Linked DNA regions of Homo sapiens: region 2 is linked to region 1. Evidence: read pairs that join two places in POLR2A ChIA-PET (ENCODE). Cell type or tissue: A673. All regions are shown on one strand. Links, peaks and the distances in the headings refer to the core of each region. The heading gives the core; the rest is flanking DNA. Region 1 overlaps TTL (tubulin tyrosine ligase). Region 2 has its middle 130 kb from the start of MIR4435-2HG.

Evidence for each region. Peaks named below come from ENCODE experiments on the same cell type or tissue, not always from the same donor. Only the 100,000 strongest peaks of a DNase experiment are listed, where the experiment ranks them.
Region 2: POLR2A ChIA-PET joins it to region 1 with 5 read pairs; 1 of 35 experiments calls an interaction of 5 or more read pairs at or near these places.

Annotation. Positions count from the first base shown.
Region 1 is chr2:112,516,961-112,525,305 of GRCh38, reverse strand. It overlaps TTL (tubulin tyrosine ligase), which reads right to left. Exons shown (of 7, transcript NM_153712.5): 6 at 4,881-5,024. Among named protein-coding and RNA genes, the nearest start is that of POLR1B, 21 kb to the left of the region's middle. In A673, for the core only: no CTCF peak of the experiment used is centred there; DNase peaks (open chromatin) are centred at 1,815 and 4,865; H3K27ac peaks cover 3,864 bases.
Region 2 is chr2:111,620,654-111,628,998 of GRCh38, reverse strand. No RefSeq gene overlaps it. Among named protein-coding and RNA genes, the nearest start is that of MIR4435-2HG, 130 kb to the right of the region's middle. In A673, for the core only: no CTCF peak of the experiment used is centred there; a DNase peak (open chromatin) is centred at 4,078; H3K27ac peaks cover 1,687 bases.

The sequences.
Region 1 (8,345 bases), core at 17-8,016:
ACTTTAAAGTTCATATGGAACCAAAAAAGAGCCCGCATTGCCAAGACAATCCTAAGCCAAAAGAACAAAGCTGGAGGCATCACCCTACCTGACTTCAAACTATACTACAAGGCTACAGTAACCAAAACAGCATGGTACTGGTACCAAAACAGAGATATAGACCAATGGAACAGAACAGAGCCCTCAGAAATAATGTCACACATCTACAACCACCTGATGTTTGACAAACCTGATAAAAACAAGAAATGAGGAAAGGATTCCCTATTTAATAAATGGTGCTGGGAAAACTGGCTAGCCATACATAGAAAGCTGAAACTGGATCCCTTCCTTACACCTTATACAAAAATTAATTCAGGACGCATTAATGACTTAAATGTTAGATGTAAAACCATAAAAACCCTAGAAGAAAACCTAGGCAATACCATTCAGGACATAGGCATGGGAAAGGACTTCATGTCTAAAACACCAAAAGCAATGGCAACAAAAGCAAAAATTGACAAATGGGATCTAATTAAACTAAAGAGCTTCTGCACAGCAAAAGAAACTACCATCAGCAAACAGGCAACCTACAGAATGGGAGAAAATTTTTACAATCTACCCATCTGACAAAGGGCTGATATCCAGAATCTACAAAGAACTTAAACAAATTTACAAGAAAAAATCAAACAACCCCATCAAAAAGTGGGCAAAGGATATGAACAGACGCTTCTCAAAAGAAGACATTTATGCAGCCAAAAGACACATGAAAAAATGCTCATCACTGGCCATCAGAGAAATGCAAATCAAAACCACAATGAGATACCATCTCACACCAGTTAGAATGGTGATCATTAAAAAGTCAGGAAGCAACAGGTGCTGGAGAGGATGTGGAGAAATAGGAACACTTTTACACTGTTGGTGGGGCTGTAAACTAGTTCAACCATTGCAGAAGACAGTGTGGCGATTCCTCAACGATCTAGAACTAGAAATACCATTTGACCCAGCCATCCCATTACTGGGTATATACCCAAAGGATTATAAATCATGCTGCTATAAAGACACATGCACATGTATGTTTATTGTAGCACTATTCACAATAGCAAAGACTTGGAACCAACCCAAATGTCCATCAATGATAGACTGGATTAAGAAAATGTGGCACATATATACCATGGAATACTATGCAGCCATAAGAAAGGACGAGTTCATGTCCTTTGTAGGGACATGGATGAAGCTGGAAACCATCATTCTGAGCAAACTATCACAGGGATAGAAAACAAAACACTGCATGTTCTCACTCATAGGTGGGAACTGAACAATGAGACCACTTGGACGTAGGATGGGGAACATCACACACCAGGGCCTGTTGTGGGGTTGGGGGATGGGGGAAGGATAACATTAGGAGTTATACCTAATGTAAATGATGAGTTAATGGGTACAGCACACCAACATGGCACATGTATACATATGTAACAAACCTACACATTGTGCACATGTACCCTAGAACTTAAAGTATAATAATAACAAAATGTCAAAAAAATAAAGAAAAAAAAAAACTGGTTGCCACTGTATATACAGATGCTTCAGAAGCCTTTGCACGAAGATAAAGCATTCCCTCAGCAAATACTTATGGAAGGCCTTGCAGGTGAACAAGGCACACAACTGGCAGGGAAGGCAGGCATTTCAAGAGCATGTAAGAGCCACCTTGCATTACAGACAGGGGCAGGCCCTACCCAGGAAAAGGACCAACTCAGCATAATTGAAGGGACACTGGAGAAGACTCCCCAGTGACACGGGAAGACTCCCCAGTGACAGAGGAAGACTCCCCAGTGACAGAGGAAGACTCCCCAGTGACAGGGGAAGACTTTCCAGTGGCAGCTAAGCCAAGACCCAATGAATAGAAGGCAGACAGAGAATGGATGACAGGGTAGAAATAAAGAAGAAGGGGCGGATACACACACACACACACACACACAGACACACACACACCCACAGACAGTTTCTTCTGATGAGTTAATCTGATGGCAGTTAGTGCAATGAAGGAAACTGCAAAGGCTCTGCCTAGAGAAAATCAGAGCTAGGACTGTTCAGAGAAAGCTTCCTCAAGATGTTTTGGTAAAGAAGAAGCCAGCCACGGTAAGGCTGGTGGTGGTGGTGGTAATGGTGGTGGGGATTCCACACACAGGTAACAGAAAGCACAAAGGCCCACTGCAGATAAGAGCAATCAAGGGAAATGGTGACTTGGGATGAAGCTGGAGAGGTGGGTAAGGCAGCGGCCTTGGAGGTGGAGGGAGGAGTCTGGTTTGTGTCCTAGGTGCAATGGCAAGTCTGGAGAATGGCATGGTCTGGTGTCGACTTTACACACTGGCTGCTCTGGGAGGATGGATTTCACTGGGGCAAGAGCAGAAGTGCACCCCAGTTAGAAGGCTCCATGCCAAAACCTTCACTATGGTGGAAGACACCCTGTGCAGGGGTGACAGTGCAAATGGAGGGCAAAGGACTCCGGAGGCTAGAGGTACAACCCACAGGGCCCTGATGGGCAGGACTTGAGGGGAAGGGAAGGCAGAGGCAGGATCACTGTCAGGTTCGAGCTTAGTCTCTGGGGGGAGCAGGGGGTGGTGACCGACCAAGATGGGTAAGTCTGGAGGCAGACGGGAGACATTCTGGCAGGGAAGGCAGGTGCAGATACTAGTCTGCATCTCTGGGCTGTGATGTAATTTGGTAATTTCAAAATCATGAAGTTGGATGAGATCACATACACAGAGAGGAGACAAACACCCAGGCCTAAGACCAGAGGCACTGGATGAAGAAGACGGAGTCCAGCTTGCCCACACCTCACCAGGCAAGCCTGCCCAGCACCACGTGTCCAGCCATGACAGGAGAGCAGCTCAGCAAGTGCTGTCGGTTGCCTCGAATGCTGCTGACAGGTCCAAGGGGGTGGGGACAGAAAGAGGCTGCTGGAGGTGGCAATAAGGACTTGGCTGGGGACCTGCAAAGAACAGTTTCTGTGAGGCAATCAGGATGGGAGCCAGCCTGGAATGGACTGGAACATGGATGGGAACAGAGGAATAGAAGACAGCTTGTGCAGAAGCTGCTCTCCAGAAGCTTGGCTGTGAAGGGAACTGGAGAAGGCGTGATCATTGGAACAGGATGTGGCATCAGGGGAGGACATCTTTTTGAATAGTTGGGAAAATCTGCTGGGACTGCATATGCTGACAAGAATTATGCATCAGAGAGGGAAAAAGGTGACAATGTTAACTGCCAGATGAGAAGACAGGAGCGGGAGGAGGGAAAGGTCTAGAGCACCATGGAGGGACAAACCCCTGATAGGAAAGGACAGTGGGTGAGACTGGGCACACCACTGTTGATTTGGTGAGGGAAGGTGCGGATCCCTGCCTTATTCCGCCCTTAGCCCATCTAACTTGCGTTTGGCCTTCAGATCTCAGTTCCAACATCACTTCCCATCGTGGGCCCTTGGCTCAGTTACGTTACCTTTCAACATCCTTTGTTCTCCATTGAAGCACTTGTCCTCGCTTGTAATTGACATCTGCCTGGTATCTGTCTGCTCACAGTCTCTCCCCACGAAAGGTAGGGCCTGTGTCTCTCTTTGCTCCCCACTGTGAACCCATGGCCTCATACAGAGCCTGGCCAGGTAGGCAGCACCTGATAAGCACTTATCGGCTGCAGAGACTGATGAACAAGATGGAATCATGCAATCATGCCTGTCGTAACCATCAGGCAATGGCAAAGGCCTAGCTTCTAAGTAAAGAACAACTTTGGTGTGTTGACATCGTCCCTTGCAGGTACGGGACTTTCTCTTAAACATTTTGAAAAATCACTCAATTTCTTCAAGATGTAGATGGGAACCACGAAAGGGTCTTGACATCATGAAAGAGGATCTTCAGAAGAACCCTCAGCACAAGAGAATTGAGTCCGAGTGACTTTCCCTGACACGTAAGGCCTTCCACAGAAGGTCCTCTCTTACCTTCCTTCCTCCTTAATGACTCCATGACGCTCATGCTACAACCAGCCTTCTCCCGAGAGAAGCAGAAGTTCCGGAGAGCAGGTTCTCAGGAGCTTCTGTTCCTCTGGGCATCTCCCAGACCTGCAGAGCCCGGGACAGGGTGAGAGCCCACAGGACGCTGCACCTCTTTTGGAAGACTCTCCCCACCAACCTTTGGTGCAGCGGAACCCTCTTTTCTTGCACCCCAGCTCCAGACCCCCCATGTCTAAGATGCCTTCTCTGACTCCTTCCTGCCTCAGGAGGCTCTGAACTTCTGGGTCGCCACATCATAGGATCCTGCTTACTCAGCTTGTCATACGGGTCTCTCTGGCAGTAATGAACTTTAACACTCTCATGGCATCTCCCACCCACCTGAGCACAGGCTAGCTGCTTACATTTTTTACTTTTGAGACAGGGTCTCTCTGTCGCCCAGGCTGCAATGCAGTGGTGCAGTCATGGCTCACTGCAGCCTCAACCTCCCAGGCTCAAGTGATCCTCCCACCTCAGCCTCCCGAGCAGCTGGGACTATAGGCACACAGCACCATGCCTGACTAATTTCTGTATTTTTTGTAGAGATGGGGTTTTGCCAGGCTGCCCAGGCTGGTCTTGAACTCCTGGGCTCAGACAGTCTACCTGACAGTCTACCTGTCTTGGCCTCCCAAAGTGCTGGGATTACAAGCATGAGCTACCACACTGGGCCTATCTGGCCTATACACGGGGAAATAGGAAAGGAAGTGACTCAGCAAAGCCCCCTGCCAGATAGAGTCCTCCCAAGGGTCTCCTATCACTGTGGCATCCTCCCTCACAGCAGTCAAAGTGACTACACTTGTACCCACAGACTATCCCAACTGCAGAACCAACTTCCCACTTGTAAAAACACAATGACGTGCAGGCTTACTGAGCACATGCAGGGGCACCGTTGACCTCAATGAGCCACACCTTCAGCTCCTCATCGACCATGAAGTCAAAGCCGAAGAGCTGGAAGCTCTGGTAAGGGAGGTGCTTGGTGCTAATGGCAGGCTCCACGCTCAGGAGGCAGTTCCTATGAGGCAGGAGGGGAAATGCTCATTAGAACGGGGTGGTCAAAGGAGAAGGAAGACATGAGGTGTGCTTGAAAGATTTTATATGAGATGAATACAAATATCAGCTTATCAGCTTTAATTCTCTGTTTCCTTTTTTTTTTTTTTTTTTTTGAGACGGAGTTTTGCTCTTGTTGCCCAGGCTGGAGTGCAATGGCATGATCTTGGCTCATGGCAACCTCCGCCTCCTGGGTTCAAGAGATTCTCCTGCTTCAGCCTCCCGAGCAGCTGGGATTACAGGCATGCGCCACCGCACCCAGCTAATTTTGTATTTTCAGTAGAAACAGGGTTTCTCCATGTTGGTCAGGCTGGTCTCGAACTCCCGACCTCAGGTGATCCGCCCACCTCGGCCTCCCAAAGTGCTGGGATTACAGGTGCGAGCCATCGTGCCCGGCCTAATTCTCTCTTTTCAACTTATTACCATTAGGTTACTCAAGAGAATGTTACTTATCAAGCATTTGTTAGAAAACTGCAACCACTCGTGTTCTTCCAGGCAAAAGCCACTTTCCCATGTCTCAAGAAGCAGTAGAGTGCCGAGTCATTGTGGCCTCTGTAAATGAAGATTCTTCCAACAGCTGGGCTGCTGCCATGTTTGTTTATAACACGTAAAACATTTCCATGTATTTTTGCCATGTAAAGAATGGACTGCCCTTTGGTGAAGGGCAGGATTTGCAAAAAAAAAAAAAAAAAAAAACATGTTGACCTCACGATGTCGCTAGTTCTAGTTCCAATGGCAAATTATTGCTAATTACAAGATTTAAGAGCTATACATGTTGAAACTAAATGTTGAAATGTAGAAGTATTATTAGCAACAATGAATGGAAAAATGGCAGGATTTTAGTGACACAATAAAAAAGTTGAAAGTGTATTTTGGAAATACAATGAACAAGTACATGAGGTCTCAGGTCAGACCAAAATCTTGAACAAGTGATTGTTCAGTGAGATAATTACATAAGGAACTTGTCATAACTCCTGGCACCTAGGAAGCATTTTAATAAATGTTACTGTTATGAACAATTTTTCATCATATTTCCTTATGATAACCATATATCTATTATTTAGGAAGAATAAATACCTCTTATCTACAACTATCCCAGAAAACCTATGCCATTTCTGTTTTATAAAGATCTTCCCTGATTTTTCACCCAACTGAATGCTGGGGCAAAATATTTCTCTCAGTAAATAAAATGTGCTACAATGACTCTGGTGTACCAGAGATAACTGTCCTTCTACACAGCTGTGTATTTGGAAGGAAAAAGATACAGGGGCCAGCCGGGCGCGGTGGCTCACGCCTATAATCCTACCACTTTGGGAGGCCGAGGCGGGTGGGTAACCTCAGGTCAGGAGTTCGAGAGCAGCCTGACCAACATGGCAAAACCCCATCTCTACTAAAATTACAAAAATTAGCCAGGCATAGTGGCAGGTGCCTATAATCCCAGCTACTCCAGACGCTGAGGCAGGAGAATCGCTTGAACACAGGGGGCAGAGGTTGCAGTGAGCTAAGACTGTGCCACTTCACTCCAGCCTGGGTGAAAGAGCAAAATTCTGTCTCAAAAAAAAAAAAAAGAAAAGAAAAAGAAAAAGATACAGGGAACTGTCGTCCATGTGACTAACTCTAAGACGTAGCTCTAGATGCAGGTTTTGACTCATGACTTTAATAAAGAACTGAGGCCTTTGTGAACTTGGAGCCAGGGTCAATCCTCCGCCCTCGGCCCTCCACAAACTTCAATCTCCTTTTCTTTTTTCCTAAAAAGAAAAATATTTTAATTGATACATTTAAACCTTTAAAAACTATTTTGGCTTAAATGGTTCTTTTAAGATGAGTCATTTAAAAACTAATTATAATAAAAATTTCTTCTCCCATTCATATTCAACCTGAATTGACAAGCACACATCACATTAAAAAAAAAAAATCCCTGTTCTACACAAGAATATCCTTAACTTTTGCTTTAATTAAAATACTCTTGGCTGGGCGAGGTGGCTCACACCTGTAATCCCAGCATATTGGGAGGCCAAGGCAGATGGATCACTTGAGGTCAGGAGTTTGAGACCAGCCAGACCAACATGGTGAAACCCTGGCTCTCTACTTAAAAAAAAAAAAAAAAAAAATTAGTTGGCTGTGGTGGCGCATGCCTGTAATCCCAGCAACCCAGCAACTCAGGAGGCTGAGGCAGGAGAATCGCTTGAACGTGGGAGGCAGAGGTTGCATGAGCCAAGGCTGCAGTGAGCCGAGATCATGTCACTGCACTCCAGCCTGGGAAACAGAGCGAGACCCTATCTCCAAAAAAAAAGCAGGAGACAGGGTCTCACTCTGTCGCCCAGGCTGGAGTGCAGGGGCCCAATCATGGCTCACTGCAGTCAGCCTTGACCTCCCCGAGCTCAAGCGATCCTCCCAATTCAGGCTTCCGAAGTAGCTGGGACTACAAGCATGCACCACCACACCCTGCTAATTTTTTTTGTAACTTTTGGAGACAGAGGTTTGTCATGTTGCCCAGGCTGGTCTTGAACTCCTGGGCTGAAGTGATCTGCCTGCCTCAGCCTCCCAAAGTGCTGGGATTAGAGGCATGAGCCACCGTACTTAGCCTGTTTTAATTAGAATATTCTTTAAAATATTATAATTAAGGAAGATTTAAAAGTTTAACAGATGCTTATGGTAAAAAAGAGAGAGAGAAAAAAATACTAAAATATAAAATGGGGGCTGGACACAGTGGCTCATGCCCGTAATCCCAGCACTTTGGGAGGCTGAGGGAGGCAGATCACTTGAGGTCAGGAGTTCAAAACCAGCCTAGCCAACATGGTGAAACCTCATCTCTACTAAACATACAAAAAATTAGCACTGAGTGGTGGCACATGCCTGTAATCCCAGCTAGTCGGGAGGCTAAGGCAGGAGAATCGCTCAAACCCGGGAGGCAGAGGTTGAAATGAGATGAGATTGCGCCACTGCACTTCAGCCTGGGTGACAGACCAAGACTCTGTCTCAAAAAAATAAGATAAAATAAAATTGAAAGAAGTATTACATTCCAACATAAAGAAAAACCTGAGAATCAGAAGCAAATCAAAACTAATTTTTTTTTTTTTTTTTTTTTTTGCTGAAAGCTCAAGATTAATAATACACTTTAAAGGATTTTTATCCCTCATCAGAGACTTATACAGTGCATCTTTTTTTGGCTGGAGTGGGAAGTTAGGGGGAGGCTAGCTGGAAGGAAAGAAAACCTGAGAGCTGCTGGGAGCATTTATAGCACCACAGCAGCAACACTCTGAACAGCAATGAACAATGCGGAAAG
Region 2 (8,345 bases), core at 13-8,012, 900 kb after region 1:
GATTTCAATTATCTTGAATTTGTTGAAGTGTGTTTGGCTCAGAATAGAGTCTGTCTTGGTATAAGCTCTGTAGGCAACTGTCAAGAATGTATATTCTGCTGTTGTTGGGTGGATTGTTCTATAAATGTTGATTAGATCCTGTTGGTTGACGGTATTGTTCCATTCTTCTATACCCTTGCCAATATTCTGTCTGGTTATTCTATCAATTGTTGAGAGGGAGGTATTGAAATCTCCAGCAGTAATTGTGGATTAGTCTATTTCTCCTTTCAGTTCCGTTGGTTTTTGTTTTGCCTATTTTGCAGCTCTGTTGTTGCATACACATTTATGATTGCTAAATCTTTGGTGGATTGTTTCTTTTATCATTATACCATGTCCCTCTGTCCCTCTGGGTCTCTGATAATTTTCTTTGCTCTGAAGTCTACTTTGTCTGAGATATACATTATATATATAATCTCAGTTTGTTTACCTTCAACCTATCTATACTATTATGTTTTAAATTGATTTTTATAGATATTATATAGTTGGATCATGTTTTTTTAACCCACTCTGCCAATCTCTGTATTTTAATTGTCATATTGTAACCATTTACACTTAATGTAATTATTGACATGACGTAAATCTGACTTTTTTTCTCTGTTCTTGTTTGCATTTTTCTCTTTTTTCCTTTCTTTCCTATGGGTTATTTAAACATTTTTAAGAATGTAGTGTTGGTTTATCTATGGCATTTTTGAATGTCCCTGTATTAGTCTGTTGTCATGCTCCTAATAAAGACATACCTGAGACTGGGTAATTTATAAAGGAAAGAGAATTAATTGACTCACAGTTCCACATGGCTGGGGAGGCCTCATAATCATGGCGTATGGTGAATAAGGAGCAAAGTCACATCTTATATGGCAGCAGGCAAGAGAAAACTTGTGTAGGGGAGCTCACCTTTATAAAGCCATAAGATTAATGAGACTTATTCACTATCATGAGAACAGTACAGGAAAGACCTGTCCCCATGATTCAGTTACCTCCCACAACACATGGGAATTATGGCAACTGCAATTCAAGATGAGATTTGGGTGGGCACACAGTCAAACCATATCAGTTCCTCTTTGCATGGCGTTTTAGTTGCTGTAGGTATTACATTATAGATTCATAATTTATCACAGTCTACAGGTGTCATAATTTTGCCAATTTTAGTGAAGTGTAGAAATCTTATTTGCCTTTATGACCCCTTACTATCCTCATTTATAATATAATTGTTTTAAATATTTCTATTACATAATTAGAACTATATCAGAGGGTGCCATAATTTTTTACTTCAAATTTCAAACATAATTTAGAAAACTTAAGACAAGGAAAGTGATATGATTTGGTTATGCGTTCTCACCCAAATCTTATCTCAAATTGTAATCCCCATGTATTGAGGGAGGGACCTGGTGAGAGGTAATTGGATCATGGGGCATTTTCCCCCGAGCTCTTCTCATGATAGTGAGTGAGTTCTCATGAGATCTGATGGTTTAAAAGTGTGTGGCTTTTTTGCGTGCTCTCTTTTGCTCCTGCTTTGCTGTGGTAAGACGTGCTTGTTCCCCTTCTGCCTTCTGCCATGATTGAAAGTGTCCTGAGGCCTCCCCAGCCATGTGGAACTGTGAGTCAATTAAACCTCTTTTAATTATAAATTATCCAGTCTCAGGTATGACTTTATAGCAGTATGAAAACAGACTAATACAGAAAGTGTATTGTATTTATCGACATTTTTGTTTGCTGTTTTCTTCCTTCCTTTCTGATTTTCAAAGGTCTGATTTTCTTCTTTTGTCATTTCTTTTGTATTTATAGAACTTCTTTTATCCTTTCTTTTATTATAGGTCTGTTTGCTACAAATTCTCTTAGTTTTGTTTCATTTGAGAATGCCTTAATTTCCCCTTAATTTCTGATATTTTTGTTAGATATAGGATTCTGGGTGGACAGTTATTTTCTTTCAACACTTGAAAAATATGCCATTTCCTTCTAGAGTCCATGGTTTCTGATGAGAAATATGCTGTTATCTGAATTGGTTTTTATCTATAGGTAAGGTGTCATTTCTCTCTTGCTGTTTTAGGTTTTTTCCTTTGTTTTAATTTTCAGAAGTTTGATTATGATAGATTTTTGCATAGATTTATTTGGTTTGACCCTGTTTTTGGTTTTCTCAGCTTGCTGAATCTTTAGGTGTTACCAAATTTGGAAGGTTTTAGTCATTATTTCCTTTACCAGTTTGTCAGCCCTGTGCCCTTTCTCCTCTCCTTCAAGAACTCTGATAATACAAAAGATGTATCTTTTGTTACAGTCTCACAAATCCCTATGGCTCTGTTTATCATTCTTTTTCAGTCTACTTTCTTTCTGTTGGTCAGACTGAGTAATTTCTATTGTTCTATGTTCCAGCTCACTGATTCTTCCCTGTCCCCTCCATTCTGCTGCTAAGCCCACCCACTGAGCCTGTTATTTTAATTATTGTATTTTTCACTTCTAAAATTTCAGTTTGGCTCTTTTCTTTGTATATCTTCTTGTTCTTTGCTGAGAGTTTCAATTTATTTGCTGAGAATTTCAATTTTTTATTGGTTTCTCGTGTGCTTATAATTGTTCATTGAAGCATTTTTATGACAGCTACTTTAGAATCTTTGTCAGATAATCTAACATCTCATTTCTCTCAGTGTTGGTATCTACTGATACCTCCCTAGCTGAAAAAGATATGAGTGACTCATTTCTGCTCCCCATGCAGCCTCAACTGACACCACTGATATGGGGTGTGGGCCTTCTTACACTGGGCTGTGGTGAAATCCTGGTTCTCCACTCTCCTTTGAGACTACACTAGCAGAGAGCGGGAGGCCTTATAACTCTGAGTTAGGGGTAAAAATCCAGACTGACCAGGTGATCTTTAAAGGCACCATGTAGTGATGGGAGATGCTTGTTACTGCTTGGTGGGGATAGAAGTCCTGGCTCCCTATTCAACTTTCTCTGACACCACCTGACAGGTGATTGGGGCACATTCCTGCAAGGCTAGGCTCCCACTTGACCTTGGCTGGTGTGGGTAGTGGCTGAGCCACAGTTTTTCTTGGGTGTTTGGCTGGAGTAGGATGGTTATTGCCTGAAAGTTTTCTGTCTTGCTAGGCTGACTTTTGCTGGCCCTTTGGCTGTGGGGAGCAGGCTTTTGTCAGGGCGATTTTTGTCTGTGCCCACTGGTGTTTCCAGTTTGCTGGCTTGTTCAGTTCCAACTCTGGCATATGTGAGGCAAAACATTAACTTGGAACTCCTTATCATTTTGTTACTTGTGTGTTGAGGTTCCTAGCCTCCTGTCTGCCTTCTCTCCACCTCTCAGAATCTTCTTACCTAGTTATTGATTTTACATATAATGTCCAGGGTTTTTAGTTGTACTTACCAGGAGGAATAGGGAAAAGTACATCTCCTTCATCTCATAAGCTCAAATTCTGGCATCACATTTTTAATTATAAGAAACATGCTGTGTAATCCCAGCACTTTGGAAGGCTGAGGCAGGCAGATCACGAGGTCAGGAGGTCGAGACCATCGTGGCTAACACGGTGAAACCCCATCTGTACTAAAAATACAAAAAATTAGCCGGGTGTGGTGGCGGGCGCCTGTAGTCCCAGCTACTCAGGAGGCTGAAGCAGGAGAATAGAGTGAACCCGGAAGGCAGAGCTTGCAGTGAGCTGAGATGGCGCCACTGCACTCCAGCCTGGGGAACAAAGCGAGACGCCGTCTCAAAAAAAAAAAAAAAAAAAGAATCATGCTCATTTTTACTAACTTGTAATAGATTCTGGCCTGATGGATTATAATTTTGAAAACACAATCAAGATCCAAAGACAAGAAAAGCTTCGTCAAAGGGACTGTGTTCTATATACCATGTACCAAATGTGCTGATTTTTACAACTGTGACTTGCTTCTGTGAGCAAATCTTGTAATTGGAACCCTCACTGAAGCTTTCTTCTTAGAAGTCCATGTTGAGAAATGCACTGATGTGAGATTAGCATCTGAACATGTTGCTTAACATAGCTAGTATTTCCACACAAACTCATAGCTACTATTTCCACACAAACTGTGATTTATATCAGGAAATGGGCTCTTGACAGTTCTTAAAGAAACACAACCAGCTAATTCGTGGCAAACCCATATTTGGCAGACTTGGGTTATTGGAGCAGGAAAAATAATTTCTTAAAAACAGTAGTTGCCCCCATTAAAAAGTAGGCAAAGGACATGAACAGACACTTCTCAAAAGAAGACATTCATGCAGCCAACAAACATATGACAAAAAGCTCTACATCACTGATCATTAGAGAAATGCAAATCAAAACCACAATGAGATACCATCTCATGCCAGTCAGAATGGCAATTATTGAAAGGTCAAGAAACAACAGATGCTGGCAAGGCTGTGGAGAAAAAGGAACGCTTCTACACTGTTGGTGAGAGAGTAATTTAGTTCATTGTTTAAGACAGTGTGGCAATTCCTCAGAGATCTAGAAGCAGAAATACCATTTGATCCAGCAACATCCAGCAATCCCATTATTGGGCATATACCCAAAGGAATATAAATCATTCTGTTATAAAGATACATGCACATGTATGTTAATTGCAGCACTATTCACAATAGCAAAGTTATGGAATCAACCCAAATGCCCATCAACACTAGACTGGATAAAGAAAATGTGGTACATGTACACCATGGAATACTGTGCAGCCATAAAAAGGAATGAGATCATATCCTCTGCAGGGACATGGATGGAGCTGGAAGCCGTTATCCTCTGCAAACTAATGCAGGAACAGAAAACCAAACACCGCATGTTCTCACTTATAAGTGAGAGCTAAACAATGAGAATACATGGTCACATGTTGGGGAACAACACACACTGAGGCCTGTCAGAAGGTGCACTGGGGGGAGAGCATCAGGAAGAATAGCTAATGGATGATGGGCTTAATACCTACCTGATGGGTTGATCTGTGCAGCAAACTACCATGGCACATGTTTATCTGTGTAACAAATCTGCAAATCCCGCACATGAACCCTGGAACTTAAAATAAAAGTTGATTAAAAAAATAGTAGGTGCATGATTGTGCCTGTGAATAGCCACTGCAGTCCAGCCTGGGTAACACAGTGAGACCTGTTTCTGAACATAAATAAATAAATAAATGGTAGGTGTAACAGGTGTGAGAAGGCTGGAAGGTGCTGGAAGATGAGACACAATGCTTGGTTTCTGATCCAAGCATTCAGTGTCTGGTAGGAGAGAGAAATACAAAGAAATGATCCTGGGGCGGTGGTATAGTAGGGAAGAGACTCCTGGAGACACCATGGAGGGAGAAGCAACCTGCAGGGGAGGATAGTGAGGCACAGATAGACTTGGTATGGGCCTTGTAGTGAGGTGAGAAGCAGCATCTGAGCTGAAATTGTGGGGGCGATGATGGGGTGCAGGGAGCAGCATGCAGAGTCATGGAGGAAGATCCATTACTGCTGAAGGAGAGTGGGTGTGGGGCAGCATCAGAAGACAAGGCTGGAAGAATAGGCAGAGACAGATTGCAAAAGATCTGGATGCCATGAACTGCGGAAAACATTTTTTTTTTTAAAGAAAAAGTTGGCTTTGAAGGGAAAAGGCCTTGTTTTGGTACCTCTGCAATAGTTTAAAATGCAAAGGCAAGACTAGGAAGATGAAGAAATGGGAAACTGTGACATGTGGAAGAAACAAAGGTGCTACCCTCCGAAGGCGTGGCTGAGCCTAGGAAATGGGAGGGCGGGGCAGGTGGAAGGTGTTTGCACAGATGATGGGGAATGTTTCATGGAAGAGGTGTCTTTCTCATGTCATTGGGTGACCCCAAGGCATAGGCCCAGGCCCACTGGGGAGCCACGGCCAGGCTGATTTGTCTTTGCCACAGGAATGTTTCCACACAGCTATGCATGGATGCCATGGCTGCCTATGAAGGAGTGAGCTCCCTGTTCCTGGAACGTGTTGTCCAATGTGTTGGATGTGCTGGCCAGTCAACCACTGAGCTAGTGAAATTTGAGAATTTGAGCTTCCAGTGGGCAATTGGATGAGACAATTTCCTGGGTCCCTTTTAGGCCTGAGGATCTATGATTCATATTTACTAATAGACTGGGTGGAAATCATGTTGGGATCAAAGTGTGAAACACTCGATTCTAACACAATCCACTCAGAGAAATGGAAGCTTTGCAATTTTCATTATTTATGTTTTCTGTGAGGATCTTTCTCAGTGCAAGGCACTTCTATAAGCCTTTGTCAGAATTTTCAGCCACTCCACGATTGGTATGATTCCTTCAGAGCTGAACTGTGAACCTGCTATGGGCTTAGCTGGGAAAATGTATCATCCATGTGAATCTAGATTGGATCATGTCCCCAGATGTGCCCCAGAATCAAACTTGCTCCAAGTTGGGGTCATTTGACCCAGGACTACTCTAAACCACTGCAGATTCAATATTTTCAGAGTTAGGAGGGAGCTCAGCCAGCCACGGGGAGAGAACAGAGCCATGCACAAAGGCCACAATATTGGGCAGGAACTGTGTTCTTGCCTTCACTGGCTGTATTCTCAAATATGCATTCTTCTTCTCTTTCCCTTCTCCTATCCACCTGTGGGGCTGATTAATAATCATCATAGCCAATCTATTGAACATTTGTAGTATTTTAGGCAATGTGACACATATTTAATCTCCTCAACAACACTAGAAGTAGAAGTTTTTTTTTTTTTTTTTGAGACAGAGTTTCATTTTTGCTGCCCAGGCTAGAGTGCAATGTTGCGATCTTGGCTCACCGCAACCTCTGCCTCCTGGGTTCAAGCAATTCTCCTGCCTCAGCCTCCCGAATAGCTGGGATTACAGGCATGCACCACCACACCCGGCTAATTTTGTGTTTTTAGTAGAGATGGGGTTTCTCCATGTTGGTCAGGCTGGTCTTGAACTTCCGACCTCAGGTGATCCGCCCACCTCGGCCTCCCAAAGTGCTGGGATTACAGGCATGAGCCACCATGCCTGGCCAGAAGTAGAAGTTTTTATCTCCACTTAACACAGGAAGAAACTGAAGGCCAGAGTGATTAGAACTTGCCCAAGTTTGCGGAGCTGGATGGAGCCACCAACTCCTGATCCTGAAGTATTCGAGTCCCGTGTATGACCTCATTTGATCTCTTTTAAAGGTTCAATCAATGATCTTTTTTCTCTTAAAAGGGAATAGAGGGTCCCCATTTTCTTCTCCACTACCAATATGAATAGAAATGTTATGAGGCTGTGTCTATGAAAAACATTCCATCGTAAATGTGAAGCACAAAGGAATATAAATCATTCTATTATAAAGATACATGCACATGTATGTTCATTGCAGCACTATTTTCACACACTGACCATGCCCATGAAACCACCACCAAGATCAAGACTCAGAACACAGCCGGTTCCCCGGATGCCCTGCCATACCCATGGCTTCCATCACCATAGCTCAGCTTTGCTGTCCTTGATCTCCTCATATGGGTCATGCATAGTGTCCTCTTTTGTATCTGGCTGCTTTTGCTCAGCATTTGTAAAAGCCATCCAGTGGCGTTCTGGTCAATTGGTTCTCAGAAGACAAAAAGCAAAACCAACCAAAAAATCAAAAAACAAAACAAGATCTCAGTTTTAACATTTACCAATGTCAACACCTCCACCATGGCTGATGTCAAGCTACCAATGATTTAAATTCCAGACTATTTCGTGATCAAGTCTTGTGAGCTGATATGGGCCAGCCCCATCATCTGCAGGACTCATTCACCTGGTGACGTGTGGTTGCATATCATGCATTTTCAGTGTCCCAGGTGTACAGATATGTGGGCTCTTTTTTATTGTGGCCTTTGGGCAAGTCACTGGTTTTGGAAGCAGCCTCTTTGGGGGAGTTTCATTTCTGTAGCTCTGTGATGCTAAGTTGCAGAGGTGTGAACACTGGGGCCAGAAACCTGCGGTCCTGGTCTTGTCTCTATCAGTAACCCTCTTGACTCCCATACTCAATCTTATCCATACAGATGGGAAGCCGCATTCCTCCTCACAGGCTTGTGAGGTCACTTACCACTCATTAGGTGCTTAATAAAGGGTTTCTCCCTCCCTTTCTCTCTCTTTTTCATCTCAGAGAAGGTGACTGTACCTTGGGTGAAGTTGTATGGAGATGTAGGAATCCATGTCCTTCCACTGATCTTTGGAGTGTTTTGCTTTGACACCCAGAGCCTCTGCAGGATCCTCTGAAGGGAAGGAAAGGAAGGAGGGAGGAAGGAGAGAAGGATGAAAGGAGGAGTGGAAGGTGGGGAAGGAGAGAAGGAAGGAAGGGAAGGAAGGAAGGAAGGATGGTGGGCCT